Linked DNA regions of Homo sapiens: region 2 is linked to region 1. Evidence: chromatin loops called from intact Hi-C (ENCODE). Cell type or tissue: GM12878. All regions are shown on one strand. Links, peaks and the distances in the headings refer to the core of each region. The heading gives the core; the rest is flanking DNA.

The links. Hi-C counts contacts between places; a loop is a spot of excess contacts. Peaks named below come from ENCODE experiments on the same cell type or tissue, not always from the same donor. Only the 100,000 strongest peaks of a DNase experiment are listed, where the experiment ranks them.
Region 2: a loop joins it to region 1, with 2.3 times the contacts of the local background. A loop is called at or near these places in 2 of 110 quality-filtered maps.

Annotation. Positions count from the first base shown.
Region 1 is chr3:98,321,942-98,337,742 of GRCh38, forward strand. No RefSeq gene overlaps it. Among named protein-coding and RNA genes, the nearest start is that of OR5K4, 24 kb to the right of the region's middle. RefSeq lists enhancers at 2,684-3,883, 4,493-5,091, 6,520-7,257, 7,258-7,994, 7,546-7,625 and 1 more and a silencer at 5,099-5,158. In GM12878, for the core only: a CTCF peak has its summit at 7,788 (motif pointing left); DNase peaks (open chromatin) are centred at 5,260, 7,740 and 9,510.
Region 2 is chr3:98,227,570-98,243,370 of GRCh38, forward strand. LOC101929320 (a long non-coding RNA gene) reads right to left here and starts at 9,804. Exons shown (of 3, transcript XR_924257.1): 1 at 9,708-9,804; 2 at 9,305-9,469; 3 at 7,956-8,279. It also overlaps the pseudogene OR5H7P. RefSeq lists enhancers at 6,120-6,179, 6,240-6,359, 14,446-15,141. In GM12878, for the core only: no CTCF peak of the experiment used is centred there; DNase peaks (open chromatin) are centred at 5,069 and 6,042.

The DNA.
Region 1 (15,801 bases), core at 3,715-11,714:
CCATCCTTTGTTACACAAATGTCTAACCAATAAGTCCAGAGTAGTCACTATTCTTGCTCATTAGGTACAATCAGCATAATGTCATCAGTGTAATGAATCAGTGTGATACCTTGTTGTTGAAGATAGGCAATCATGAAGAAATATTTACACATTCCATATCTGTAAAAAGACTTGTATCCAGAATATATGAAGAATTCTCAAAACTAAATAATAAAACAAATAATTTAATTGAAATATAAACAAAAGGATTATGCAGACACTTCAGCAATGAAAACAAACAGATGTCAAATAAGGACAGAAAACGATACTCACTATCATTAGTTACCAGGGAAATGCAAATTAAAACCACAATGAGATGCCATGACCCAATCATTTGAAAGACCAAAATTGAAAAGACTACCTATTGTCAGTGCAGAACTATAGTGCTTTTGTACTCACAGATAGGCAACAAAATGAGTTAGGAGGTAATCATACAAAATTTAAGAGGGCAATACATTTAAGTCAAGTTTTGGTCATGTTAAAAGCTACTTCTGCACATCACGCTGCTTACTCCACACTTCCGCAGAGGTTTCACACTGACTCCTCTTTATTATTTTCTTCTGCTTCTTTGTCTTTTACTAGCAAAATCTTAAGAAAGGAGGATAATTGATTAATGAGTCTACCATAAAACATGCCCTATGCTTTCTCCCAGTGTCTTGCCAGCCATAACCCAAGTTTAGATTGAACATTTTTTATTGTAGAGATAGTTACATATCATTATTCATTTATAAAGTCTAAATGTCACAAATGAGTGAACTGTTTTATTTTTCTAAGTGAATGTTTGCTGAATACTTTGTTAAAGATAAAAATGCAAATCTAAACATGTTACCACTACACTTACAATTTCCCCATAGTTTTCCTTTCTTCGTGTAAAGAACAAAGTCCCTGACCTAGCTCCCAAGAGCTATGCAGGCCCATTCATACCACCTCCCTGGCCTCATCTGGCTCCTCCCTGCTTCTCTCTCTGATTGTCAGCCACATTTATAATTTTTTGTTTCTCAATGATCTAGCCTCTCTGGTAATCTAAGTCCTCAATGATGAAGGCCCTGTGGATAGCAGGCATCACTTTGTTAGACAAGAAGATTCTGAGCCCCACGCCAGAACTACTGAAACCAAATATGCATTTTAACAAGATCTCCAAAATATGTACGGACATTGAAATTTGGGGAACAGAGACCTAGGCCACCTCCCACTGTGGTCTTTGTTTTCTCTTTCTCTTTGATCTTTGCTAATAAGATTTTTCATCAGATTTCAACTCAAAGTTGGGAACTAGTGATATGTCTGGAATTTAATTTGCAGTTTTCATGAGGACACTTTCATTTGGAGTTGGCTCCTGAGGGTAATCTAGACTTTCAGCCTTATTAAAATCATGATTTGATTAACTCAGACAAGACTGCCTAATCAAAGACCACAGGGAAAGGAATATTATATATAATCCGAGGTTTACATAAACATGTGGGAAGTGTCATCTATGGTAGAAAATAGTGGCACAAAGTGCAATTTCAGTTTCAATTGTTAAACTAGACCCATATACAATGACTTGATGTTTATGGTTTCAAAGTCTATAATGCCCTGTGGGACAGCCTAGACTTCTTATACACATTCAAATTTATAATGCCCAGTAATACATCTTAACTTGCCCTAAAGGGAACCCTTGGGTGCTATTAGAGGAGTTTCAGTTCTCCTCCCTCTTCTGTCAAAAGCACATGGTAGTACATGCAATTGGTTGACTCCTCCACTTAAAGCAAATTTATATAAATGACATTTTTCTGAATGTGGGAAATGAAGCCTCCATAGCAAATTTATGTACAAAGAATTGCTACCTGTGTTATTGTCATTCCTGTACTGTTGTATTTTTTTCTACTTTAGAAAACCTAATACTTTTAAAGGATTTTGACCATTTCTTTCAAGATATGGGTAAGACAGAAATGATTTATATAATATTTGTTATTCTTTACATATAAGATTGAAAATGCTGTTTAATTTATAGTAAATTTAGATTGGGTTTACAAGATGCCAAAATAGCCAGATGTAAGACGTCAAAGCTATTAGTGAATTATCTATTTTATTTTCATGAACTACAATCTGAATATGCAAAATAGCTGCAAAGGTAAATTAATTTCTCTAATTATATTTTCTCACCTCTTACTTTCACTATAATGACTTTTTAAGAGATGTTGTGGTGAACTAGAACTTTAAACAATTTAAAACTGGGTTTAAAGACTTGGGTCCTAATGCTTCTTATATGGAAATCTTTCTGATAACTTTATAAAAAGACTCATTCTGTATCATAAACCACAACTCTGGTTAACACTTTTAGCTAAGTCATTTAAATATTAACTCTTCTATCCTTCCATGCACTTCTTTCTATTATTTTATTGATTATTTAATATATAGTGGAAAATATGCAGAAAATACACCTTCGCTACTCTAATACTATTTCCAGTATTTATGACATAATAAGTAACCCCAAACAAAATGAATTAAAGAATTCTCAATTATTTACTGATTTGGGATTATACAGAGGAAGACCTATTCCAAATAAAAATACGTTTAGCAACTGGAATTATCAGCACCGCTTATTATATCCTAAGTAAGATTCAAGGCTTTGGCTCAACTTTCTTTTGCTAATAAAAATGGGGGAGAAAAAGTTGCTTTCAAGTAAAACCGGCAGAATTACTAGAAAAAGTCTGTTTTAATAACTAATCACAATGATAACCTTTTAAATATGGAAAGAACTTTCAGATAATGCTAATATATTAATAAAAAACTTGAAGTTTGTAAAGTAAAACTTAAAGTCAGATCTCCCTTTCAAACACAAATTCTGCTCAGAAAATGAACTTTGAAATTTGAATTAAAAGAGAAGAAAAGATTCCCAGAGTTGACACTTTAACACCAAAGTTAGTGATACAGGAGCTAAGAAGAAATTATTTAGGCAGACAGTGAGGGTAAAGGAGTCCTGGGCAAGGCTTCCCTTTTAATAAAAAGCAGCCCCCAAATCATTTCTTTTCTAACAAAGAGCAGCCTGAAATATTAAGCTGCAAACATAGATAAGCAACCTGGAAGCTTGCATAGATAAATGCTGGCGGCTGTGCCGACAGGAATAGGCTACCTGGGAGCCAGGCATGTTCAACATGGAGGCGCCATCTTCCGTTTTCTTTGCTTTTCTTCGTCACCACGTGTGCAGTCAGGGAGTAGGCAACGTGGTGCCAGCCAGGTAGAGAACTTATATACATAGTAAAAGATTAGGGTGGGGCGGCCAGCTTCTTTGCAGGCTATCCAAACAGCACACCTGGCCTGACCAATCTCTCGTGCCCTATGTAAATCAGACGCTGCCTCCTCAAGCTCCTCTACAAAACCCTGTGCACTTAACCATGAAACTGGCAACCCATTTTTCTCCGGGACCCCTTTCTGCGCAGAGAGCTCTTCTCTTTCTTTTGCTTTTAAACTTCTGCTCTTAACTTCACTCTGGTGTGTCCGCGTCCTTGTTTTCCTTGGCATGAGGCAACGAACCTCAGATATTACCCCAGACAAACAATGCCGCTTCATTAGGATAAATATTTATCTTAAAGCCTTTGAGCCTTTCCATTTTTTTCCACTTCAGTCTTTCTCTGGTATTTCCCCTCTGCTTCTCTGGCTTGTCTTTCCTGCACTTTTCCATTTACGACCCCATAATTCTCTGCTTATTTCTCTGTTCTCCATCTTGTTTTCTTTTCACCTACCCAAATTCTCTTTCCACTTCTCTGTCCCCTTTCTCCTTTAAATGTATTCCTCTCCTCTCTTCCTTTGAAAACTTTTATTAAATTGTTCTATGGGAAATTCTTTTTTACATTTGTCTATGGGCAGTAAAAACATGCCAACCATTCTTCACATTTCATGGAGCTTTCTGTAGCATTTTCCATTGTTTCCCATTTATTTTGAATTACTCTCTGACCTTAACTCTGACGCAAGTGCTCTACTAACATCACTAAAAATCTTTTAATTTTCACACTCAAAGATCTCTTCTCACTCCTTGTCTTGCTGTAGCATTTTTTTTTGGCATTTAGCCCTGTACTATATTTTGTCTTTCTTTAGTATCCTTCCCTCTTTATGTCTACAACTCTCAGCTTTCCAGTTTCCCTCCTGCTTCTCTGATCACTTCCTTCAGTATCTTTTTCTGGTCTCTTTGTTGTCTCTCTTTTGTTTGAGCCAGGATTCTCAGTTACAACAGGAAGTAAGTTTATTACATGGAAATCTGTCTAAAATAGAAATGCTAAGGAAGTTGGAGGATCAGCTGGAAAAATAGGCAGAAACAGAAGGAAGCAAGACAGCCAGTCAACAGCTAAAGCCACGTTCCAACACTAGCTGATGAGGGCTGTTCTTCCTGCTGCTGAACTTGGGTGCCACAGCCTCCACTGCTGATGCCACTGTTGCCAAAGTCAAGGATGCATTAGCTAGAGTCTTGTCATTGCTGCCTTTGCTACCAAATTCTCTTTTGTTCCTGTACCTTTATCTTCCCTCTCCAAATTGCAAAACTATGGAGGGTTGGTTTTTAAACCGTCTTTGCAGAAATTATAACAGTAAGAAAATTATGGCAGTAAAAGAGATCTATCTAACCCACCTCCCATTATGCCTTTCCCTTAATTATTCCTGGGATTTTGGGCTGAACTAACTTTGACAGACATTTAGTTAATAGTTTAAATGATAATAGGCCTTCCCCAAAACTCAACAACCTTTGTAAAGCTAATGAAAGGCCCTCAGGTTGGGGGAGGAGAGGAATCTGAATTCTGCTAAGGTATAGACATAAATGATTGCCAACCATTCCTGCAAATAATACCAGTATTGTAGATTGGCCTTTTGAGATATCTTTTCAGGTTTTTTTGCATGTCTGACACCCATGGCTCCACCTGGACCCACCAACCCATCTCCTGTGGCCCCACTCAGAGTGATTCAATGCACAGAAGGACAGCTTCAAACCCCTACGATTTCATCTCTGACCCAACACATCAGCAGTAAGCACCCATTACCTGGCCACCCCCACTCCTTCCCCCAAACTGCCACTGAAAAACCCCTAACTACAGGCCTTTGGGGAGATTCATCTGGGTACTAACTTTGTCTCCCACATAGTGTAGCTGGCCTGATGTCTATTAAACTCTTCCTTTACTGCAATGCCATCATCTCTGTGAATTGATTTTGTTTGTGCAGCAAGCAGGAAGAAGCCCTCTGGCAGTTACAATTTGACTGGCCAAACTCAGATCAAGTGTTTCACTCTAGGTGCAAGATAAATGTGAAAGTGTGTTTCTACCTCTCTGGTTTCTAGAATGGGTGGTAACTTCTTCCCACCACCAAGACACATGTAGATGAAAAGGGGATGGCTAATAATTCTAATAAATGAGGCATATACATATTATCACCTCTGTAATACAACTTCCTTGAGTTTTTCCTTCCACTTTGTGTACTCTCCAATTGCTAGGTCTTCCATAATGATTCCTTCATCTACTCCAAACCAAGTCATTATTTCTAGTAAGTTCCAGTAAATTCATACTACTAAGTTCATCTGACCTGGATATTCAGATGATTCTCTGTTTGAAATGCTTGTTCCCGTGCCATAAAGAAATAGCACTTGAACATAAATTTAATTTATTTAGTAAGGTCATTTTTACTTCCTGTAGAAACGGTACACTCACCAGCAGTTCTGCCACAAGAGTACACCAAAAAAAGGAGATGCATCCTGACGCATCCACCCTACTGCTGTGTCGGGTTTCCGTGGGCTGGAACAGGACCTCACATTCTGTATTTGTCCCGATTGGCTAGCAACTTAGAACTTTTTAAAAGAGGCAAAGGTAGAGGAGAACAAAGAAAGGAGGAAGTCACTTGTGGAATGTTGAGAAAGGTAAAAACACTTTTAAATAAGGAAGAGGAACAGGCTATGACCTAACGCTTGCTTGGACCAGTATAAGTATGCCAGGGCAAATATTTAGGCTAAATTGTGGAAGCTAAGAACATAAAGTACGTTGATTTCTTTATTATGGCTAGCAGATATTTAAGAATGTTAGCACAGGTCTTTGAATACATTTTGCTTCTAAGAGAAGTTACTATTTATTCCTAATTAGACGGGGAGGAAAGTCTTTGAAGAGGAACCTCTGCTTTACTTTTTACATTCTCCTTCCACAAATTTGCCAATGCATCTGAGCTCTCAATCTGCGTTTTTGATGGCCATCTGCCCAGCCCATATAATTCCATTCTCCTTCATTGGTCACCCCCTACATATCCAAAATGTCATTAAGTCCTTATGACACTACATTTTAAATTCTTTTGAATCTATTGCCTTGTCCTCCTTATCACCCCCAAAGTCATATCACACAAGGACTAAGCACTTTGCATGCATTTGAGTCACCTGGGGAGCATGTTAAAAATGGAGACTTTTAGGCCTCCTTGTTGAACTACTATTTCTACAGTAATACCTTATAATCCATATTTTGCACAAAAAAAGGTACCCAGTTTATTCTGATATATAATCTTGTCTGAGACACATTGGACAATAGTAACTAAGTTTCCTTGTTAGTGTGCCTGATTCCAGTTTCCCTTTCCTGAAGGCTATTTGGCACAGTAAAAGGTATTTAATTTTTAAAAATTTAGGTTTTACCAAGGTGGCCAACTAGATGGAGCTGAAGTGCTACTCCCACAGGAAAAGACAATGATTTCAACTACACCAACATAATTTGAACAGATTATTTGCAGAGAAAATGCCAAATATGGATACAGAAAAGATGCAGTTGCTGAGGCTGAAGAGGGAGGGAGCTGGGAACTCCTCATGGGATGCCTGAATGTTATAACTGGTTCCCAGCCCTGAACAGCACCTGAGGAAGCGGTGCGTGAGAGGACTGGAGGACTGCCCACTCTCACCACAAACCTCTGGGAACCTAATACAGGGGCCCCACACCCCTAGGATGTGTGAGCTGGCAAGGGGGATCTCTCAGAGATTAGATGGAGCAGAGCACAGGTTAGCTCCAGCAGAACCCAGTCATGAAAGCCCACCAGCCAGGGCTGCCTGTCTGCCTCTGAGAAAGTCTAGCCCCAGGTAACCCCTGGGAGAAAGCAGGGCCTGCTTCCCCGTGGGCCTGGGGCACATCTGTTCTGCAGGCTGACTGAGCACCAGACCCTCCCAGAGCCCCTGCCTGGCTGCCTGGAAGGAGCAGTTACACAGTGCAACCTCCACTACCCAGCCTAGATGCTTTGCTCCACCTGAGTGCGTTCCAGCTGGGAGCCATTGCAATCACGCACCACACCTGGAACCCAACCCTGAGCATCCGAAGGAGGGAGCTGAGAACAGGTCCTGGCGCCCCAAGGATGTGGGCTCAGGAGTGCCAAGGTGGAATCTGTGCTTTGCACTTGAAAGGAGGAGGATCCCACACTCTCTCGGAAGACTGAGAGGGCTGAGTTGCACAGATTCGAAGGCTGGTGTGGGACCTAGCTGTGTCTGGCTCCACAGGGCTGGTCTGGTAAGGGTGCAGCCTATCTCCCTACCTGGCCTCTCCCTAAGGGAGCCCCATGGCCTGAAAGACTTAGCAACAACAATGACAACAACAAAAATCTTAGGCAGAGTGCCAGCAATCGGAGGTGACTTCCCAAGGCCCACGAGCAGACCTGGTGAGGGGATCACAGCTCTTCCCTTGCACCACAGAACAGATAAAAAAACGTGAAGATACACAAAGGAACTGCATGACTAAAGCCTGTTTACTGTCCATTGCCTTCAGGCGCCATCTGCTGGATCACATCCCTAACCACACCACCAAAAATTATTCTCCCTCCCGGAGAAACTAAGAGCAAGAATTCAACAGATCCTATTCAGCAAGAGATCCTGTCTCAGCAAGAGATCCTATTCAGAGCCTTAGCCCTCTGAAAACTTCCAGAAACTAAGCCAATTTGGTATATTCACTTTATACCAAAATTAAAGGAATACCACCACTTCTAGATGATAAAGAATTAGTACATGAACTCTGGCAATTCAAAAAGCCAGAATATCCCCTTACCTCCAAATGACCTTACTATCTCCCCAGAAATGATTCTTAACTAGCCTAAATTGTCTGAAATGACCATACATTGAATTCATAATCTGAATGGCAAGGAAGCTTATCTAGATTGAGAGAACATTGAAACTCAATCCAAAGAAGCCAGGGAATACAGTAAAATGATTCAAGAGCTAAAGGATGAAATCCCCATTTTAAGAAGGACCCAAAGTAAACTTCTGGAGCTGAAAAATTCACTATGAGAATTTCATAATATAATTGAAAGTATTGCCAGCAAAACAGATCCAGGTGAGGAAAGAATCTCAGAGCTCAAAGACTGGGTCTTTGAATCAACTCAGTCAGACAAAAATAAAGCAAAAAGAATTAAGAAAAATGAGCAAAACCTCCAAGACATATGCTTTATGCAATAGACCAAATCTAGAACTCATCAGCATTCCTGAGAGAAGGAGAGAGAATAAGCAACTTTGAAAAATATACTTGAGGAGATAGTCCATGAAAACTTTCCTAATCTCACCAAAGAGGTTGACATGCAAATCCAAGAAATAGAGAGAATCCCAGCCAGACACTGTACAAGACGAGAATCCCCAAGACACACAGTTATCAGATTCACTAAAATCAATGCAAAAGAAATCATCTTAAAGTCAGCCAGAGATAAGCAGTAGGTCACCTACAGAAGGGACAGCATCAGGCTAGCAGTAGACCTCTCGGTAGAAACCTTACAAGCCAGAAGAGACTGAGGACCTATTTTCAGTGTCTGTAAAGAAAAGAAATTCTAACCAAGAATTTCATATCCTGACAAACTAAGCTTCATAATTGAAGAGAAATAAAATCCTCTCTGACAAGCAAATGCCAAGGTAATATATTTAAACGAGACCAGCCTTACAAGAGATCCTTAAGGGAGTGCTAAACATGGATTTGAAAGAATGACACCAGTTACCACAAAAGCACACTTAAACACATAGCCCACAGGCACTGTAAAGCAACTGCACAATAAAGTTTAAATAGCAATCAGCTAACAAAACAATGATAGGTTCAAAATCACACATACCAATACTAACCTTGAAAGTAAATGTGCTAAACACGCCACTGAAAAGACACAGAGTGGCAGGTTGAATTAAAAGTCAAAAAACCATCTCTTGTCTTCAAGAGACCCATCTTATAGGTAATGACACCCACAGGCTCAAATTAAAAGGGCAGAGTAAGATCTACCATGCAAACAGAAAACAAAAAAAAAGAGCAGGAGTTGTTATTCTTATATCACATAAAACAGACTTTAAACCAATAAAAATTAAGAAAGAGAATGAAGGGCATTGTATAATGATAAAAGGTACAAACCAACAAGAAGCCTTACCTAGTCTAAATATGTATGCACCCAACATTGGAGCATCCAGATTCATAAGAAACTTCTTCTTGGCCTACAAAAAGGCCTAGACAATCACACAATAATAGTGGGAGACTTCAACACCCACATTGAAAGTGTTAGATCATCAAGCAAAAAGCAAGCAAAGAAACTCCGGACTTAAACTGAAAACTTGACCAATTAGACCTAATAGTCATCTATAGAATACTTCACCCAAAAACCACAGAGTATAGATTCTTCTCATCTGCACATGGAACATATTCTAAGATCAACCATATACTCTGTCATAAAGCAAACCTCAATAAACCAAAAAAATGAAATTGTACAAAGTGTACTCTTGGACAACAGTGCAATAAAAAGAAAATCAGTACTAAAAAGATCTCTCAAAACGACACAAATATCTGGAAATTAAACAACTTACTCCTGAAAATTCTTGGGTGAACATCAAAATTAAAGCAGAAATAAGAAGTTCTTTAAAATAAACAAAAATAGGGACACAACTTACCGAAATCACTGGGATCCACCCAAAAAGTTTACAGCCTTAAATGCCTTCATCAAGAAGTCAGAAAGGTCTCAAATTAACAATCTAACTTTGCACCTAAAGGAACTAGAAAAACAAGAACAAACCAATTCCAAAGCCAGCACCAGAAAATAAGTAGGTGAAATTAGAGAACTTAATGAATTTGGGATGCAAAAATCCACACAAAAGGTCAATGAAACCAAGAGTTCATTCTTCAGATGAATAATTAAGACTGATAGACCCCTAACTAGATTAACAAAGAAAAAGAGAAGATCCAAGTAGGCACAATCAGAAACGACAACATAGAGTAAAATCACACACTGTCTTTCGTATAGCATTTGCGGTCTGGACAAGGTATTAGTGAGTGTAGGAGTCTTAACATTTCAGACCTGGGCTTCAGCTTTTCTTCACCCACAAAGCATGCTTCTCTTTTACTATTATCAGTTATTAAAAAATTCAGTTTGGTTCTGGTTAGCTTGTATTCAAACCATAGTCCTGGGATATGGAAACCAAGGTTATTCTTTGTCAATCCTTATTATGTATCAGGCATTGTTCTGGAAAAATGAAATCACCTGGAAAATGGAAAAAACTGGAAAAATGAAATCACCATTATTTTTTAAATGGAGAAGATACAGGAGAAATATTAAGGGGTGGCAATTATAGAGAAGCTCGGGTTTGGCCCGGAAAAAAATTGAGATGCCTATTAGACATTTACATAGAGATGTAAAGCAGGCAGCTGAATATACTAATTAATATGGTGAATCTGCTAATCTATAATCAAGGAGCTAGTTTCTGTTTTTCTCACTGCAGAACTTAAAGAAAAACAATGAAAGTTTTCTACTACTTTCATTTAAATCAGATCAATCTGCCTTTGAAAGTAATCTGATCTAGTCCAAGATAAACCCAAAGCATCCAAAAAAAGAAATCCCAGCATAAACCTAATATAAAGATTGAAGGTGTTGGGAAGATCAGGATTAAACATGGAATCTTCCTACTTTCAGTCCCACACCTGAAGACAGAAGGAAAAAAAAAAAAAGAATGAGCGTGAGAGTTCTAAGAAAAGGAACCAAGAAAAAGACTAGGGAGAGAGACAGGAGATGAGGAAAAGAGAACTATTTAATTCAGTACAAGTGCTAGAGCTAGAGATTGGGAAAGAGAAGAAGGGGTTTAAAAGGGAAGAAAAGAGTCATAGTCACTTTCTAATGCCTTTTACCCACTAAAGTTCCCTACTACATTAAAAGTGAAAAGAAATCAAGGCTTTCATTCATGAAATTAAGAATAATGGCTTATTCCAGTTTCTTTCAATCTATTTATTATCTCAAAGTTTGCTATTAGAGGCTAGTCCCTAATATTTAATACTGATTTTTCATGTATTATATATAAATAAATAGCTTCAACAAATCTGATACAGGGGACCCAGAGACTCTTCTCTTATTTTATTATGAAATGAAGGGGAGGGGCATCTTCATTTATTTCTCAGAACAGAAATGACTAAAATATTTCTTTTTCTGAGATTATCATCATTAGTCTTTGAAAAAATGATCCATCCACTGAGAGTCACTGGAGACAGTATCCTGATTAATACTGTAATTCACTTGTTAACCCTGGACATACATAGAAAATTAACACTCCCTGTTCAAAGTATCATAGTGAATCTGAGAGTCTTCACTAGAGAACTTATTAAAAGTTTGATGCTTAGAGATTGGGAATTGGGAAACTTCTGTAATTGTAAATATGTATTCATAATTTACATGCAATACTCAGCAGACATTATTAGGGAATCAGTAGGGATTTCTTAGGAAGGGTAACATTGCTGTCATCAAATGAGAACACTGTTTAAGTAATACTGAGGAGACCCAAGAGTCAATCTTGGCATGAAGGAAAGAGGATTTCTTCTCTACTCGGGCACTAAGCCAAGCTGACTGCACATTCACACACCCTCATCTGCTATCAAGCTCATTAGAGCAAGATGCTAGCGATAATGGCTGTTCTCTGAAATTTCTTATAACTCTACTCTGTTCATTCTAATTCTTAGCACTTATTCTTTTCCCCCACAATATCTAGCTCCATGCTCTATTGCACATCTTACTGGAGATCCCTTAGATGTGGTAGGGGATCTAACCAAATCTCCAAAGGAGTGCTCTTATTTTCCTTATCTGAATCCAAAGCTGATCACAGATTACATTAACTGAAACTTGTATCAAGAGTTCATTAGTACGTCTAATTACACCCCCCATGCCCTAATCTCCCTGAACTTATTACATACAAGAAATGGACAGGGCAGAAGTAGCCTCAATTATCAATTACGGCAAAAGAGGGTGCTGAAGTACATAAACTCTAGGCTTAGACTCCTGGGTTTTGAAGTCTGGCTCTACCACTTACTAACCATATAACCTTGACTAAATCAGAAACTCTCTCTGCCTCTTTCTTCGTTTGTAAGTGGGGAGGGGTGAGAATAATACCCCCTGTAGAACTGTAGAACTGTTCTGTAGAACTCTGTTATGAAGAGGTACAAGGGTGACCATTGTGAAATATGTAGGGCAGAGTCTGGCAAATAGAGCCCAGTAAATGCTAGTCAGAACACTCTAATGTTCTTGACAACACTGAAGCCTTCTTGAAAGCACACACTTATTCCAGGTCAGAGAAGAGGCTAATGACAAATGGACTTGTGGAATCTTTCATTATATATAGGTATTGAACACTCTGGTGCATAAGCAGGTTCTTTTATGACTTTCTAGAATGTTGGAGCACTTTTTAAATTTCAGCTTTTATTTTAGATACAGGGGGCACATGTGCAGGTTTGTTACCTGGGGATATTGTATGATGCTGAGGTTTGGGAAATGAATCTTGTCACCTAGGTAGTGAGCATAGCACCTGATAGGTTAGCTTTTCAATCCATACTCCTCTTCTTCCCTCCCCACTGACATAATTTTTTTTTACTTGGTTGGCATTTTGTTCATTTAGGCTCACTGCAACCTCCGTCTCTCAGGCTCAAGCAATTCTCCTGCCTCAGCCTCCTGAGTAGCTGGTATTACAGGCGTGTGCCACCACGCCCAGCTAATTTTTGTATCTTTAGTAGAGATGGGGTTTTACTATGTTGGCCAGGCTGGTCTCGAACTCCTGACCTCAGGTAATCTGCCTACCTCAGACTCCCAAAGTGCTAGGATTACAGGCATGAGCCACTGTGCCTGGCCGACAGACCCATTCTTAAATGAGTCGTAGGTTCAGGTCATCCAAAAGGGGATATAGCAGTGCCATCTCCAAGCCACTCTCAATAAATAAAATTTAATTTCTATTTAATATAAAAATACAAATTACAAATATAATGCATAAAAAATTATGTAAACAAAAAACAGCTTGATGAATTATTGGGGAGTGAAAACTTATGTAATAATCTTAAATATCAAGACATGGAACATTTGGTGCCCTCTAAAACTGTGTGTATTTTTAAATTGCAACCTCATTCCTTGCCTTATCATCTGCCAAAAATTACATTTTTCTTTCCTCATTTCTGATTCTTACACATTTTACTTATATTTCTTTTCTTTTTGTCTTATTGAATTGACTAGAATATTTAGTATAACACTGAAGTGATAAAAGCAGGCCTCCTCATGTCATACGTGATCTCAAAAGGAAAAATTCAAAGTTTTACTATTCAGGTGATATTTTCTATAAGTTTTTGGTACTTAATTTTATTAAATAATGTATTTTCTATTAGAAGTTATTAATAATGTTATCATATAAATGTTACTAAATGTGTCCAATATTTTTTGCATATTTTCTTTTAATTTATTAAGGGGGAAAAGTATAGTAATACATTTTCAAACACCAAAGCAGCATTGGAAGAAACCTTGTTGGTAATATTACAGTTTTTGTATAATGCAAGGTTCAGTCTGCTGATTTTTAAGTATTTTAATGTATATGTTCATAAATGAGACTTTCCTGTACATTTTCTCTCTCATAACCAGGTTGTGGAAACCTCATAAAATTTTGGAGGAGTCTATTCTCTTTTTGCATTTCTGTTTTCTACCAGTTTTAGTTTTATGATCTATGGGGAAAAGGTTGTAGACTTCTAAATGGCATCATGTTCCTCCGTTTAGAGACTTGCACTAGTAATTAAGTCAGCTTGTTTTCCCCTGGCAGAGAGAGAATCATAGAGTTTACACCTTTTAGAAGTTGGTATTGACAGTCGTTTGAGAGGTTCTATTGACAGTACCAAAGACAAGGCTGCAAACCCCTCATAGATACAATATATTCCTCTAGAGATGACCATTCTCCTTTTGTCAGTGATCTACTCTTACTGGAATGTGTCTTTGGCATTACCCATTATAAAACAGGCATTTGGGGTATTAGAATTATTTGATTGCTTTTAGTGGTGAAAGCTGGCTCCACCAAAGTACACTAACAGACTAGTCATTTACTCCTGAAGGAACTGTATCTAGCTTCAGTAGACTTATGAATCCAAAATCACACTAGATGAAAAGGTACAGCTCAGATGTAGAGCATTTGATTGCAAAATCACACTAGTCAGTGCTGAGGGCTGGGGGGCACTGGGAGTCAGCATGAACCTTTTGCCAAAGACTCTAGTCTGCATATATAGGGATACTTTCCTTACAAAGTCATTTTGCTTTAGGATCATATGGCCATTATGGCACTGCTTAAGATAAAGCCCTCTCTGAGGCTCTCAAAACAAGTTTTTGTTCTGTACTCAATTTAAGTATAGATTTATGTTTGCTCCCTTTATGTATCTGAACTAGTAAGAACTTCATATGTACTAATATATCCATATACTAATGCAAAAATCCAAATAGTCACACAAAGCATATGGCCTCTTTGTTATCAGTAAGGTTGCTAATAGTAGAATTTGAAATGTATCTCATGATCTCAGCCCTTAACTAATTGAGCTGGATTTTATATTTGAACTGGATTGATAGATGATTTTCAGTTACTCAATTCATGTATCAGGTTTGAAGTCTAGTACTATTTTTATGCCAAAGCTAGACAAAGACATCACAGGAAAGAAAAACTACAGACCAATATTTACATTGGACATAATCATAAAAATCTTTAACAAAATACTAGCAAATTAAATCCAGCACTATTTAAAGTATAATACACCATGATGAAGTGAGGCTTATCCCAGAAATGTCAGAATATTTAATATCTGAAAATCAAATCAATTAACATAATATAATATACCAATAGAATAACGGCAAGAGACTATATTAATATCTTAGTAGAAGCATTAAAGAGTATTTGACAAAATTCAAAATATATTAAAAATTCTTAGCAAACTAAGAATAGAAGAAGACTTCCTCAATCTGATGAAGTTCACCTATAAAAATATATACAGCCAAGACCATACTTAATAGTGAAAGAGCAAATGATTTTTACCTAAGGTCAGAAATATTCTCATTACTTTTTTTCATTAGTGTACTCAAGGTCTTGGTGCTATAAGGCAATGAGGAGAAACAAATGTAGATTGGAAAGAAAGAAGTAAAACTATCTTTATTTACATATTACATAATTGCTTAAGTAGAAATTATATAAGATATATAAAACTAGTAAGTTAATTTAATGTCACAATACTGTATAAACAAATATCAACTATTTCTACATATTAGCAACAGAAAATGAAATTAAAAATAGAACACCATTCATAATAGCATATAAAAGTAGAAGCCATAGTACATTTAATAACAAATGTGCAAAATCTGGTACACTTAAAAAATACAAAAATTGCTTAGGAAAATCAAGTAATATCAAAATAAAAATGTTGAAAGACTTAATATTGTTGGGATGGCAAGTCTTGTGAAATTGATCTGTAGATTCAATGCATCCTAGTCAAATACCCAACGGGCTTTTTACATTTT
Region 2 (15,801 bases), core at 3,019-11,018, 95 kb before region 1:
GTCGGATTATCAAACCATGTTTATTTTATAACTAGATTAATGGTTTAGGGTGAATCCCATTAATAAATAGGATAAGTACTTTCTATTTCTGAACTCAACATGGATTGACCGGAATGTTTTACAAATAGTACTTCTAATCTTGCCTTACAGAACTGGTTCTTCTTTCTGTGTTTACAAGACTGAATGACAGACCAGTGAATTATTGAGGAAATATTATGGGATGGGTTCTAGAAGATTATTTGTTATTTTCTCAGCTTTTGGTGTGTTTTCCTGGAAGATTGAAGGGTGGATCTTTTTTTTTTTTCTCTGAGACAGAGTCTCACTCAGTCGCTCAGGCTGGAGTGCAGTGGCACGATCTCGGCTCACTGCAAGCTCCACCTCCCGGGCTCACGCCATTCTCCTGCCTCAGCCTCCCAAGTAGCTGGGACTACAGGCGCCCGCCACCATGCCTGGCTAATTTTTTTGTATTTTTAGTAGAGACGGGGTTTCATTGTGTTAGCCAGGATGGTCTCGATCTCCTGACATCGTGATCCGCCTGCCTCGGCCTCCCAAAGTGCTGGGATTACAGGCGTCAGCCACCACGCCTGGCCGAGGGGTGGATCTTTATTATCTATTTTAGTTACCTAACATTTGGCTTCAGCTGCAGGCTTCACCAGGTTCCAGTATCATTTGAATAAATTGGTGAAATTCAGAGAGTCCTGGATCATATGATCCAAAAAGGATTCTAAATTCTACAGGAAATTTCTGGGGCTTTTATTTGGAACAGGGACATTTTTCATTATTGCATGGAGCTCAGACATTGACCAAGGTGTAAAGGTGGTTAAAGAAGGCAGACCTGGTTGATCTGAGGAATTGACTTAATGGGGCATTTGTCTAGTTTCCTTTTATTCTCATGGGTGAAAAGGTAACTGAGCAAAAGGCTTAGTACATTTGGAGTTAACGGGTAGAAGATAATAAAGAGAAATATAGATGAAACTGCCTTTGCAAAAATTTATACAGAAAAATGTCACATGGGAAGATCATGACAGTGAATCTGACATAGGATAATTAGACAGTGCTTCTAATATCCAAGCTTTCTTTCTTCATTCATGGGTGTAGGCCAAACTAACTTTTAGAGCAATTTAGTTTAAGTTTGACTTTGAAACGAAGAGCATAACAGTCCTTACTAAAAACAAACCACCTCCTTCCTTGGGGACCAGACCACATTGGAAAAACTAACAAATTATCACAAGATTAGAAACTGTAGTTCAAGAGCCATGCAGCCAGAAGCCACAGGATTCCTACTCTGCCCAGTTACTCCTATGGATATCATTACTATTGTCAAATCCGAGTTTGGTGTTCAAGGTATATCTTTAGACCCGGTATTCTGATGAACTAGCAGGCACCACTTTGACTTGTAGACCGGCTCGTCTGGACTCACCTCAAGAGGAGAGCTTTGACTCTCTATAACTTCATCCTTAAACCAACCAATCAGCATTTTCCATTTCCTTGCCCCTGCCAACAACTATCTTTAAAACGATCAACTATCTTTAAAAACTAACAATTGTCTTTAAAAAACACTAGCCTCTGAATTTTTGGAGAGGCTGTTTGAGTAATAATAAAACTCTAGTCTCCCATTTAGCCAGCTCTATGACTATTAAACTCTTTCACTATTTTAATTCCTCTGTCTTGATAATTGCCTCTATGTGGGTAGAAGGCAAGAAGATCCCAGTGGGCGGTTATATAGAGAGGAGGAGGAGTTGGAAATGTCAGTCAAAGACTTACACCTGGCCTCTGGAAAAAAAAAAAAAAAAAAATATATATATATATATATATATATATATACACTAATGAATAGGATGATAGAATGGCAGTATTAAGACATAGTGACAGCACCAGCTAAGAGGCAATACACTGCAAGTTTGTCTTTATTTTACCTTTTTCTTCCCCCGACCTTTTCCTAGTAAAACCCCTTATTTCTCATCAGATATAAGTTTGCCTGGAAGATATATGTCTGGAATTTGAGGTTCAGTTTGCATGAGGAGGACAATTTTACTTGGGGCTGGCTTCTGAAGGGAATCTAGATCTTTGGCCTTATTTAAACCAGGTTTTAACTAGCTGAGATCACACTATACTGATCACAGCATTCAGAGCATCCAATTTTATAAACTGAAGTTTGCATAAGATGTCAGAAGTGTCATGTGTTGTGGATAATGGTGGAATAAAGTGTAATTTCAATTGTTAATAGCAAGAATTGGCTTATAGTGACTTAATGTTTATGATTCTGAAGTCCATAGTACACTGTAGGATGATCTGCATTTCTTATACACATCTAAATCCACAATGCCCAGTTGCAGATCTTCACTTTCTCCTACAGGGAATCCTAAGGTGCTCTTAGGGATGCTCCAGTTCTCTACACCTTCCTGTCCCGGCACAGTGGAGATATACAATTGATGAACCCTTGTGTTGAACCCACATAGAGCCAAGTTTATATAAACATTTTTCTGAGATTGGAAATGAAGCCTCCAAAATGAATCAGTGTACAAAGAATTGCTACCTGTGTTATTATCAGTTCTGTACTATTATATATTTTTCTCTACTTTAGAAAGCCAAACTCTTTCAAAGGATCTCCATAATTTCCTATGATATTGGTAAAAGAGATATTATTTTATAATATCTGTTATTCTTCTTAAAGTTTAAAATGCAATGTAATTCATAATAATTTTAGATTTAATATACAGCATGCTAAAATTATGGACAAATTAAAAAAGAGTAAATAATCTTCATGTTTTATTATCATGACTAAAATCTAGATAAGCAAAATTCTCGATAAATGAGTTTTTATAATGATGACTTATTAGCTTGTTATCCCAACTATAATCACTTTGTATGATAAGTTCTGGTTAAGTAGAATTTTTTTTTTTAGTCGGAGTTTCACTCTTGTTGTCTAGGCTGGAGTGCAATGGTGCAATCTTGGCTCACTGCAACCTCCACCTCCCAGGTTCAAGCGATTCTCCTGCCTCAGCCTCCTGAGTAGCTGGGATTACAGGTGCACACCACCACTCCTGGCTAATTTTTTGTATTTTTAGTAGAGATGGGGTTTCACCATGGCCAGGCTGGTCTTGAACTTCTGACCTCAGGTGATCCACACGCCTTGGCCTCCCAGAGTGCTGGGATTACAGGTGTGAGCCACCATCCCTGGCCTAAGTAGAATGTGATATGGTTTAAAACTCAGTTTAAACTTTCCTTTCATTATGGTTCTTATATAAAAAAGCTTTCTGATGATTCTGATATAAATGTATATTCTGTGTAATCACACATTCTGATTAAAATTTTAAGATCTGCCAATTAAACATTAACTTCTCTATAACTTCTGGCAATAATTTAAATATCTTTTATATAGATACATATATACAGCAGTATGTAGAGATACATATATTTTTATTCAGCATTTTATATATGAATAGTAATACATATATATATATACATATCAGAAAACATACTTTCCCTAACTTATTCAGCACTTACAAATTTAAAAGTATTCCAGTAAAAACTTTTGAGAATTTTTCATTATTTTGTGATTTGGGATTGCATGGAAGAAAATGTTTTCCATATAAAAATTTACTTAAAATTGGAATTGCTGCCATTTGTTCTTTATATTTTCTGTATCAGGATTCAGTCTTTGGCTGATTTCTTTCTGCAAAAAAAACAAAAACAAAAACAAAAAGCTGGTGGAGAATAAAGTGCTCTCAAAACCAGCAAAGTTTCTTGAGAAATTTAGTTTTAATTACTTTAACAAAAAGGAAGATCAAAATTTAAATATGAACTAAACTTTCAGTTTCAATATTTTCATGAACAGTGGGAAATTTGTGAGTAAAATTTCAAGTCCAAGACTATCATACACAAATTCCACAGGAAAAATAAACTTTTAATTTTTTACAAAAGACTCAGAGCTCAAGCTGGTATTGATGAACACTAGGGTCAATGCACACATCCAAACGAAACTTCTGAGTCTTTGCCTCTATTTTGCCTTAATGAATCTCTGATACTTCCTCTCTTTTTATTTTGTGGCTTGTCTTTTTTGCGCTTACCCATCTATGACTTCATGATTCTCTACCTATCTTTCCTTCCTCCTTCCTGTTTTATTTGACCCACACAAATCTCCGTTTCTGCTTTTCCTGTCCCTTTTCTCCTTTCAACATCTTCCTCTTCTCTCATCTCAATCTATCTTTTCTCTTGAGAACTTTTCAATACTCTACAGGAGAAAAAATATTACATTAGTCTATGAGCAGCAGACTAATGCTAAGTGTTCACATACCTTTGAGTACTCTATCTCATTCCCACACTATTGTGCTACTTGTTTCCCATTCACTTCTTATTTGATGATGTTTATTCTATTACTTAAGGAAAATTGCTCTCACTAAAGCCATTAAAAATTGCTTAATTTCTACACGCACTGATTTCCTTTAAGCCAGCATAGTACTTGTACAAAACCAGACACATAGACCAATGGAAAAGAGTAGAAAACTCAGAAAGATAGTCACACACTTACAACCATCTGACCTTCAAGTTCAAGGTAAACATGCAGTGGTTAAAAGATTCTGTAGTCAATAAATGGTGATAGGATAACTGGCTAGCCTGAAGCAGAAGAACAAAACTGAACCCTTACCTTTCAACATATACAAAAACTTACTCAAGGTGGATTAAGTTTTTAAACGTAAGACCTCATACTATAAATATCCTAGAAGAAACCCTAGGAAATACCCCTCTTAATGTTGGCCTTGGTAAAGCACTTTTGGTTAAGTCCACAAAATCAATTGCAACGAAAACAAAAATTGACAAGTGGGACCTAATTAAAGAACTTTTGCACAGCAAAAGAAACTATCAATAGAGAATAAAAACAACCTACATAAAGGGAGAAAATATTTGCAAACTGTGTATCCAACAAAGGTCTAATATCTACAATCTATAAGGAACTTAAATCAATGAGAATAAATAAATAAATACCCCCATTAAGAAATGAGCAAATATGACAGACACTTCTTAAAAGAAGACATACAAGTGGTCAAAAAACATATGAAAAAATGGTCATTATCGCTACTCATCAGAGAAAATGCAAATCAAAACCACAATGAGATACCATCTCACACCAGTCAAAAAAAAAAAAAAAAAAAAAAAAAAGACAGATGTTGGAGAGGCTGCAGAAAAAGGGAACACATATATACTGTTGGTGGGAACATAAATTACTTTAGCCACTGTGGAAAGCAGTCTGTAAATTTTTCAAAGAACTTGAAACAGAGCTACCATTTGACCCAGCGATACTATTACTAGCAATCCTATTACTATATCCAAAGAAAATTAGGTCATTATACCATCATTTTTTTTTCTTGCTATACTTCTCTTTTCTCAGTATACTCTCTAATAGATAAATAATTCATAACTATGCCCTCATCTACTCTAATGACACCCAAATTATTTTTTTATTTCTATTGCTCTAGTAATATTATATTACTAATACTAACCAGCTCATCTCGATGTTCAAGGCATGTTCACGCTACACACATGTCAATGCATCTGAATTCTTAGTCTCTATTTTGGATAACTACTCACAAAGTGACTCCTTTTTCCTTCAGTGAATACTACTTTCCCATCAAATATGGGGCTAAATATTTGCATCCTAGTGATGCTACATTCTGAATGCCTTACAATATCCTAGTGATGCTACATTCCGAATGCCTTAAATCTTTCTTCATCCTCCTCATTATTTCCAGCATTATGTTACACAAGTAGACGGGAATATAATTTAATTTTGTGTAATGTCAGTAACTATGTATGCATATTATACTGCTTAGTGCACCCTTCTGAAGAGTTTTCAGTGACTTCTGTGTTGTTTATTGATATGGTTTGGCTCTGTGTTTCTGTGTTCTCCCCCAAATCTGATATCAAATTGTAATCTTCATGTGTCAGGGAAGGGACCTGATGGGAGGTGATTGCATGGGAGCGGATTTCCCCCTTAGTGTTCTTGTGATAGTGAGTGAGGTCTCACGAGACCTAGCGGTTTCAAAGTGTGTGGCACTTCTCTCTTTGCTCACTCTCTCTCTGCTCACTCTCCCTCCTTCTCTGCCATGGTAAGACGTGCTTGCTTCCCGTTCACTTTCTGCCATGATTGTAAGTTTCCTGGGGCCTCCTAGCCATGCTTCCTGTGCAGCCTATGGAACTGTGAGTCAATTAAATCTCTTTTCTTCATAAAGTACCCAGTCTCAGGTAGCTTTTTATAGCAGTGTAAGAATGAACTAATACAGAAAATTAGTACCAAAAGAGTGGGGCACTGCTATAGAGATACCTGAAAATGAGGAAGCAACTTTGGAGCTGGGTAACAGGCAGAGGTTGGAACACTTTGGAGGACTCAGAAGAAGACAGTAAGATGAAGGAAAGTTTGGTACTTCCTAGAGACTTGTTGAATGGTTTTGACCAAAATGCTGATAGTGATTTGGACAATGAAATCCAGGCTGAGATAGTCAGATGGAGATGAGAAACTTATTAGGAACTGGAGTAAAGGTCTCTCGTGCTATGCTTTAGCAAAGTGAGTGGTGGCATTTTTCCCTTGTCCTAGAGATCTGTGGAACTTTGAACTTGAGAGAGATGATTTAGGGTATCTGGGAGAAGAAATTTCTAAGCAACAAAGCATTAAAGATGTTTTGTTACCTGACTGTTTCTAAAAGTGTATGATTATATGTGTGAACAAAGAGATTTTCTGAAACTGGAACTTATCTTTAAAAGGGAAGCAGAGCATAAAAGTTTGGAAAATGTGTAGCCTGGCCATGTGGCAGAAAAGAAAAACCCATTTTCTGGGGAGAAATTTAAACCTGCTGCAGAAATTTGCATGAGTAACAAGGATCCAAATATTAATAGCCAAGACAGTACAGAAAATGTCAGCAGGGCATTTCTGTGATCTTCATGGCAGCTCCTCCCATCACAGGCCAAGAAGCCTAGGAGGGAAAAATGGTTTCATGGGCTGGGCCCAGGGCCCCGCTGTTCTTTGCAGCCTTGGGACATGGCACCCTGCATCCTATCTACTCCAGCTCCAGTTGTAGCTAAAATGGGTCAAGGTATAGCTTGAGTCGTTGCTTCAGAGGGTACAAGCCCCAAGCCTTGATGGCTTCCCTGTGGCCTGTGGGTGTGCAGAAGGAAAGAATTTGGGAACCTCTGCCTAGATTTCAGAGGATGCATGGAAACACCTGGATGTTCAGGAAGAAGTCTGCTGTAGGGGCAGAGCCCTCATGGAGAACCTCTACTAGGGCTGTGCGAAGGGGAAATGTGAGGTTGGAGCCCTCACACAGAGTCCCCACTGGGGCACTGCCTAGTGGAACTGTGAGAAGAGGGCCACTGTCCTCCAGATGCCAGAATGGTAGATCCACTGACAGCTTGCACTGTGTGCCTGGAAAAACCACAGGCACTAAATGCCAGGCCATTTTGATTTGCATTTCTGTGATGATTGGGGATGTTGACCACCTTTTCATATGCCTGCTTACCATTTGTATGTCTTCTTTTGAGAAATGTCTATTCAAATCTTTTACCCTTAATTTGATCAGATTATTAGATTATTTCCTATAAAGTGGTTTGAGTTCCTTATATATTCTGGTTATTAATCCATTCTCAGGTGAGTAGTTTACAACTATTTTCTCCCATTCTGTGGGTTGTCTCTTCATTTTGTTGATTGTATCCTTTTTTGTGCAGAAGCTTTTTAACTTGATGTAATCCCATTTGTCCATGTCTTCTTTGATTGTCTATTCTTGTAGGGTATTGCTCAAGAAATCTTTGCCCAGAAGTCCTGGAGACTTCCCTCAGTGTTTTCCTATAGAAGTTTCATAGTTTGAGGTATTAGATTGAAGCTTTTTATTCATTTTGATTTTATTTTTGGATATGGTGAGAGATAGGGGTCTAGTTTTATTCTTTTGCATATGGATATCTAGTTTTCTCAGCACCATTTATTGATTAGACTGTCTTTCCCCAATGTATGTTCTTGGAAGCTTTGTTAAAAATGACTTCACTGTAGATGCGTGGATTTGCTTCTGGTTCTTTATTCTGTTCCATTGGTCTGTGTGTCTCTTTTTATGTCAGAAAAATTCTTGGGCACCTCCCACTGCAGTCCTTGTCTTTATTTTTCATTGGCTCATCCATTCACCTCTGTCTAACAAGATTTCTCATCAGATTTTAGCATAAAATGGGAGAACTAGGTGTATGTCTAAAATTTGAGCTGCAGTTTTCATGGGAAAGACAACTGTATTTGGGTTTGTCTCCTAAAGGGAATCAGAAAATGTGGCCTTATTAAAACTATGTTTTAATTACCTTAGACAAGCTTATACTAATCAAAGCACTAAGAGTAAATTTCACATTTAACTAAAGTTTACACAAACATGACAGAAGTGTCATCTGTGGTGGTAAATGGTATATAAAATATTATTTCATTTGTTAAAACTAGAAGTGTTTACATGAAATAGTGTTTATGATTCCAGAAGTTAAATGCCATTGGGGACAATCTGGACTTCTCATATATGTCCAAATCCGCAATACATACAAGAACAGCTTCAGTTTGTTCCCCAGAGAATCCCTTGGTACTCTTATGAGAATTTCAGTTTTCCATTCAATCGTCTTCTGGCAAATGTACAGAGTTGTACAATTGAATGACTCTTCTGTTTAATCCAAATTTATATAAACAGCAGTTTCCTGAGTTTGGGGAAAGAAGCCTCCAAAAAGAATGAATAGGCAACGAATTGCTACCTGTGTTATCGGCATTCCCATGCAATTGTATTTTTTCTGTTTTAGAAAGCCTAATGGTTTTAGAGGCTCTCTTAAATTTCTTTCAAAATATGGGTAAGAAAAAATATCTATAATTTTCATTACACTTTGTAGAAATGTTGAAAATGCTATTTAACTTACCATAATTTTAGATTGGGTATACAAACTGTCAAAATAGCCAGGTTGAAATTAGATAACTATTACTGGCTTATCTCTATATTTTAGTTTCATGACTATGATATGGATAGAATAAATAGTTATAAGACAACATTCTTCCTTTAATGATATTTTATTTTGTTGTTAAGCTTATTATGACTTTATTTGACAACTTGTGGCAAACTAGGACATTAAACAATTGAAACTGGTTTTGATTATAATGATTCTAAGAATTATTCAGATTATTCTGATAGAAATACTCATTCTTTCTAATTAATCACATTCTTAGACTACAACTCTTAAGGTCAGTCACTTAAAAATTAACTCTTGTATCCTTATCCCCACTTCTGGATATAATCTGACAACTCACACTGTCAAATGAAGGATGCATTCAGTGGATTCATTGTATTGCTGCCATGGCTGAGTTTACAACTAAAATCCACTTTTGATCCTGTCTTTTTTTTCTTCTTTTATCCATATTATAAATGTAGGATCAGTGTGTTTCATTGCCATCCTAGATAATTATTTCTTCACTCTAGAGGCAAGAAGAATGGGAAAATGAGTTTCTGTTTTTTTTGGCTTCTATAGCAGTAGGTAACCTCTGAGCCCCCAAGACATGGGTGTCAAAAAAGAGGATTAGATCTTGGCCATCTTGTAAAGAACGTATAGTCACTTTGTACATCATTCCTAATGATGCTTTCAAATACTACAATGATTCCAAGTAATTATTTCCATTAAGTTCGAATAGGCCCATATTACTGATTGAATCTCACCTAGTTGTTGAGATGTGATGCTCACACCAAAAACTTGTCAGCAATTCGAGTTTTCATCCCCAATGTTTAATGTCCATCTACCTGGTCACCAACTGACTTCTCTCTCTTTCACTGATGATGTATTCCATACCAAATATGTCACAGTAACTAGAGACTCTACATTCTGAATTCTTTTGAATCTATTCATTTGTCTTACCATCTCTTCCAATATCATATCACACAGGGACTAGACACTACACATGCATATCAATCACCTTGAGGGTATTTTTGAAATACAAATTCCTAGAGCTCATTCTTGAAATAATCAATTCCTACATTAAAACCTCACAATCTGTATTTTTCATGAAAAAACTCTCCCAGATGATTATCATGTGTAATCTAATTTGGGATCCCCTTGACCTTAGTATCAAGTTTCTAATTAGGATTCCTGAATCAGTTTCTCCTTCCTGCAGCACACTTTTTACACCATCAAGAACTAAATTTTTAAAATATGCTATGATGGGCTGGGCGCAGTGGCTCACGCCTATAATCCCAGCACTATGGGAGGAGCTGAGATCGTGCCATTGCACTCCAGCCTGGGCAACAAAAGCAAAGCTCTGTCTCAAAAAAAACAAAGAAAAAAATATATATATATGCCATTTCCCATTTTAAAATATTTGGTGCATGTTTATCATGTGAAGAATAAAGTTTGAGATTCTTCACATTACATTCATTCCATTTTTACACAGGCCTTTCAAATATCTTTTTTCCTTCACCCTACATCCATGTCCCAGACAGAAGGTTTTTCTATTACATTCGGTAGAGTCCACAAAAAATTAGTACATTTAGATAATGCATTTTTTTAAATCTCAACCTGTTAAGTCCTACACAATTTTCAAACCAAAATGTATTATTTTTCCATGTATTTAAATGCTCAAATAGAGGGCACATCAATTAGAGTACTGATAAAAAAATTAAGAGGGCTCTGATAATTACATAGTTTATTTCAACACTTTATCCCCAGTTTCAACTCACAACTCCATTCCAAGTGTTCCTTTACATTTATTTCATTTTTTAGAGGACATGCAGTGAGGACATGGAGGAGGAAAATACAACATTGCTGACAGAGTTTGTTCTCACAGGATTTTTATATCAACCACAGTGGAAAATACCCCTGTTCCTGGCATTCTTGGTAATATAGCTCATCACCATCATGGGGAATCTTGGTCTAATTGTTCTCATCTGGAAAGACCCTCACCTTCATATCCCAATGTATTTATTCCGTGGGAGTTTGGCCTTTGTGGATGCTTGGTTATCATCCACAGTGACTCCAAAGATGCTGATCAACTTCTTAGCTAAGAGTAAGATGATATCTCTCTCTGAATGCATGGTACAATTTTTTTCCTTTGTAATCAGTGTAACCACAGAATGTTTTATCTCGGCATCAATGGCATATGATCGCTATGTAGCCATTTGCAAAGCTTTACTTTATCCAGTCATTATGACCAACGGACTATGCATCCAGCTATTAGTCTTGTCATTTATAGGTGGCCTTCTTCATGCTTTAATCCATGAAATTTTTTTATTCAGATTAACCTTCTGTAATTCCAACATAATACAACACTTTTACTGTGACATTATCCCATTGTTAAAGATTTCCTGTACTGATTCTTTTATTAACTTTCTAATGGTTTTTATTTTCGCAGATTCAATTCAAGTTTTTACCATTGGAACTATTCTTATATCTTATACACTTGTCCTCCTTATAATCTTAAAAAATAAGTCTGTCAAAGGGATACAAAAAGCTGTCTCCACCTGTGGAGCTCATCTCTTATCTGTATCTTTATACTATGGGCCCCTTGTCTTCATGTATGTGGGCTCTGCATCCCCGCAAGCAGATGACCAAGATATGATGGAGTCTCTATTTTACACTGTCATCGTTCCTTTATTAAATTCCATGATCTACAGCCTGAGAAACAAGCAAGTAATAGCTTCATTCACAAAAATGTTCAAAAGAAATGTTTAGATCTCATACAATCTCTGTTCTCTGTTTACTAAAATTTTCCCAAGATTGTTCAAGTTAAAGGTATCTGTGTTTTGCTAGCATTCAAAGATTTTGCAAAGTCCTAGCACTTTAAGGACCTAAGGTGTTAATATCTAGTAAACTAATAAATACACTCCTAATGTTATTCAACGGCATTTAAAAATTTTTAGTCATGTTCATATCATAATCAAATAATGTCAGCAGAAAGCAAATAAAAATATTTTACAGTGTTTATGTTATTCAATGTGGCTTTATAAATGCATTAAATGCTAAGATAGTCTATGTCATCTGATAAGGACTTGAGTATGATGATTTTGATACTAATACAACTATATTACCTGAGACACTCAACACATTTAACTCTGTTGTGAAAGTAGATTTGTGTTTTGGTGAACAGAGGTAAATCCCAAGAATTCTGCTAGCCATCAAGGGATCTTTTATTCCACTTCATTGGGAAAGAGTGAATTCTACTTCTTGTAGAAAATCAACTCACATATCAGGTAAAGAAATAAACAAAAATGGAAATGCAATGAGGAGAAAAACTGAGAAGGGAGTTAACAGTGAAGATCTTGCCAAAGCCTAAAAGGGTACTCTTTACGTAGTGTGCTTGCAAAAGTAAGAAGAGGTAAGTTGCCTCTAACTTTCTACAATGGTTTCTAATGCCTTTTCCAGCTGTGGCTGTATGTATTTAGATAATCTGAAAAGCTCCCTTAATTCAGAAAATTAAAAGATGAACTAGAAGAACTAAGCTGAAGTAGGCATTGAGAAGAAAAGATAAGTGGCATAATAAGAACAAAATGGCCTTAATCTTCCCAGAAAAAAAAATGAAGCTATGAGATTTTTAATATTCAGTGATGTTGCAAGATTATTGGAATGATTTTTTGACAACCAGAGACTTTAAATTCTTATTACCAAAGTTCAAATAATGATCAGATGATCTGACATCATAGTGCCTAGTGAGTGAAGGGAAAAAACATGAAAATGAGGAAGTTTGTATATTTCTGCCTCAAAAAGTCCTTGCTTGTTAGCCTTCTTCAAACCTCATACTCTTGAAGTGCATGAGTCATCCATCTAGCAGTCCACTCTGCCCTTCATCTTTCATCACTGAAATTTTGTTTACATTCTCACTGATACCATGAGGCCTTTACCTAAAAACTACTCATGTATTGTTTTGCAAATCTCTGGTTACTTATTTTCTCCATTCTTCTAGTACTCATTCATTCCCTTAACATTGCCATCAGATCGGTTTTTTGCTAACATAACTCTAATATTTATGTAGCTCTTCAGTTTCTTTTGTAGGACTGTCATTGCTACCAAATTATATGCATATATGGTTTAGGTATCTATATCTGTGTGTGTGTAAATATACATTTTTTTATGTGTATGTATAGTCATCTAATATATGTATATATACACATGTATAAAGTAGTGGCATTAAAATTCAGAGTTTATTTGAGGAAACTGATTTATTTGGTACCACCAGACTGCAGGTGCTTTGGTGCTTTCCTGAAGAGGAAAGAAAAGAAGCTGTTATAGGGTAAATGAGAAAGTAAGGCAAAAAGAAATATTTTATTGGCTAAAGTGAAGCAGTGGCATGATTTGGATCATGTGGAAGTTTAATAGTTAGAGGTGAGTTGGTGGTTGTTTTAAGTTAATTTTTGTTTTACCATTTACACTGAGTTGGATTTCTGTTTGCTTAGGCAGGAACCCACTTTGCTGCACCCACCTCAGCCCAATATCCTTTTATTTAACTATTTTAGCTATTTTTTCCCTTTTGGTTAGGCTCCCAGTTATGGGATATTGACTAAAACTTAGGCACATGGGCCACTTTCTGTGACGAGCACAGCTGGTTTAGCTTTGTGTCAACATGGAACTCATGTCATAATGTCCGGTCTCTTGCAGAAGTGTTTCTTTTACTATTTTTTCTTTGTTGTTGTCATTCTAATCACAGTGAGGAAACCTGGCATACTGTGATGGCTATGAACTCACATTTAAGACTCTTGAGAGACTACAGCACTCCAGGAAGATTACAATGATAATAGTCACAGTGATAGTCCCAAGAGAATGGGGATATACTCCATAGCCAAAGTGTGCACGAACCAACTGAAATAAACCCAATAAAAACAAAAGATCAATGGTTATAACAATCTATAAACTTAGTATCTGAGCCCTGAGGGCAGTTATTTGAGAAGACTTTTAAATTTAAGCTCAAAGCGTCTTTAGATGATGAAATAAAGTGGCAGTTGCAATATGATGATTTTTCTAGTTTGCAGTCTGAATGTCTCTGTTTACGTCATTGGTCAACTACCTGAGCAGACAAGTCAGCTACATTCATAAAGATTGTCCTCTATAGTTTACATCCAGTTGCCCAGCCCTAGCTTGTAGGGCTTCAGGAATAGGGCAATTTATAGGTAGATAATAAAACCTCAAAGACAATGGAGAGAACAAGAATTTAACAGTGGGCGCACTATACTTTTCTACTGAAACATTATTTTTTCCTCTACAGTTCCCTTCATTTCTACCAAACATAATTATAGAAAGACTAATTTCTTTACAAAATAAGTCTACTCTCATTAAACTTCAACTGAGTATTTACATAAGTGCAGTAAAAATAGTGACTGATCATATCTTTTTAATTTGGCCAAGTTAGGACCTTTAATAAATAATCTCATATTAGACTTTAATATTCTCTCCAGGCTATGATGTCATGCAAAGACATAGCATCTGTTTTGACCTGCAACTTCCATAGATTTAGGTAAATTCCCTTATACTCAAAAGAAGTCCTAAAAAGTTTTTTCAGTTTCCTGGGCCTTCTAGAAAGTGACCTTCCTCTCAGTCAGTAAGGTTGGAAAGGTGTGAGCAGATATCAGGCCAGTTTCTCTTGAGAAATTTTCTGTAGTTTGATTTGAGGGACCCATTCAAATCTCATGTTGAAATCTGAATCAAATGTTGGAGGTGAAACAGAATAGAGGTGTGTGGGTCAAGAGCTAGAATTCCTAATGAATGGTAATGCCATTCTCATGATAATTGATGAGTTCTCACATTCTTTGTTCCCTTGATTGCTTTAATTGGACAATACTTCTCAATTTCACATATTATATAAGCCTCATTAGCTTAACATCTCTCTTTTTGTAACAGATAATGAAAATTCTCTTTCGACATTCTAGAGGCTCATCTGGGAAATCTCAAAGTTAATTGAGGTCAAAAAAGATTTAATTTACAGTTTTATTTTGGGAAGTTTGTTAAAACTATCAAATGATTTAAATAATTGGTTAAGTATAGGCACTGGTTACTGAAAGAATACTAAAATGACAAAAGATTTCAAAGTAAATAGAAAAAGTGATGTTATTGAAAAAAAGTTAAATCTTTTAATATTGAGAAAACTCAGTTTTCTTAAGGAATCAAATACCAGCTAAAGACAATATGGATCACAAAACATCATCTTGACAAAACATACATTCTTTTCATTTCACAGTCCATGTACTTAAAGGGTCATGAGAAAACTTAACCAGTGTCTAATAAGAGCAGACCAACACATTGTTAAAACCTTGCCATTTTAATTAAGAAGACCAAATTATAGTTTTTATTAGTTTAATTTTAATATTAAGACTCATTTTAAACACTCATAATAACTTGAATTCCGGTAACTTAACTGCAAAAGATTCTCTTTCTCTTCCAACTCTCTGTACCCATTTGGTTTTTGTCCTTCATCATCTATCCTGAAACAACTTTTAGGTACCATCCAAACTAGACAAAATTACTCCACTTTTCTTTTTTTTTTAAATATATGTCCTCATACCTGGTGGTTTTCTTATCAATAACATTTTTCACTTTACTTGGATACTTTGCATACAGAGTTATTTTTCTTATGCTGTTTAGAAGTTTTAATTACCACACGTTAACTAGAACTCTCAATTCTCAGCAGCTTTATTTTCTTGGATATAAGTGATTGCCTAGTACATATCACATCCAAAATCTGTAGATGGGGAAACCTATGAATACACCATTTTATAATTTGTAGAAGCATATGTTTCTTCACAGCACAATTTCTCACTGTAGCAATGAAATATG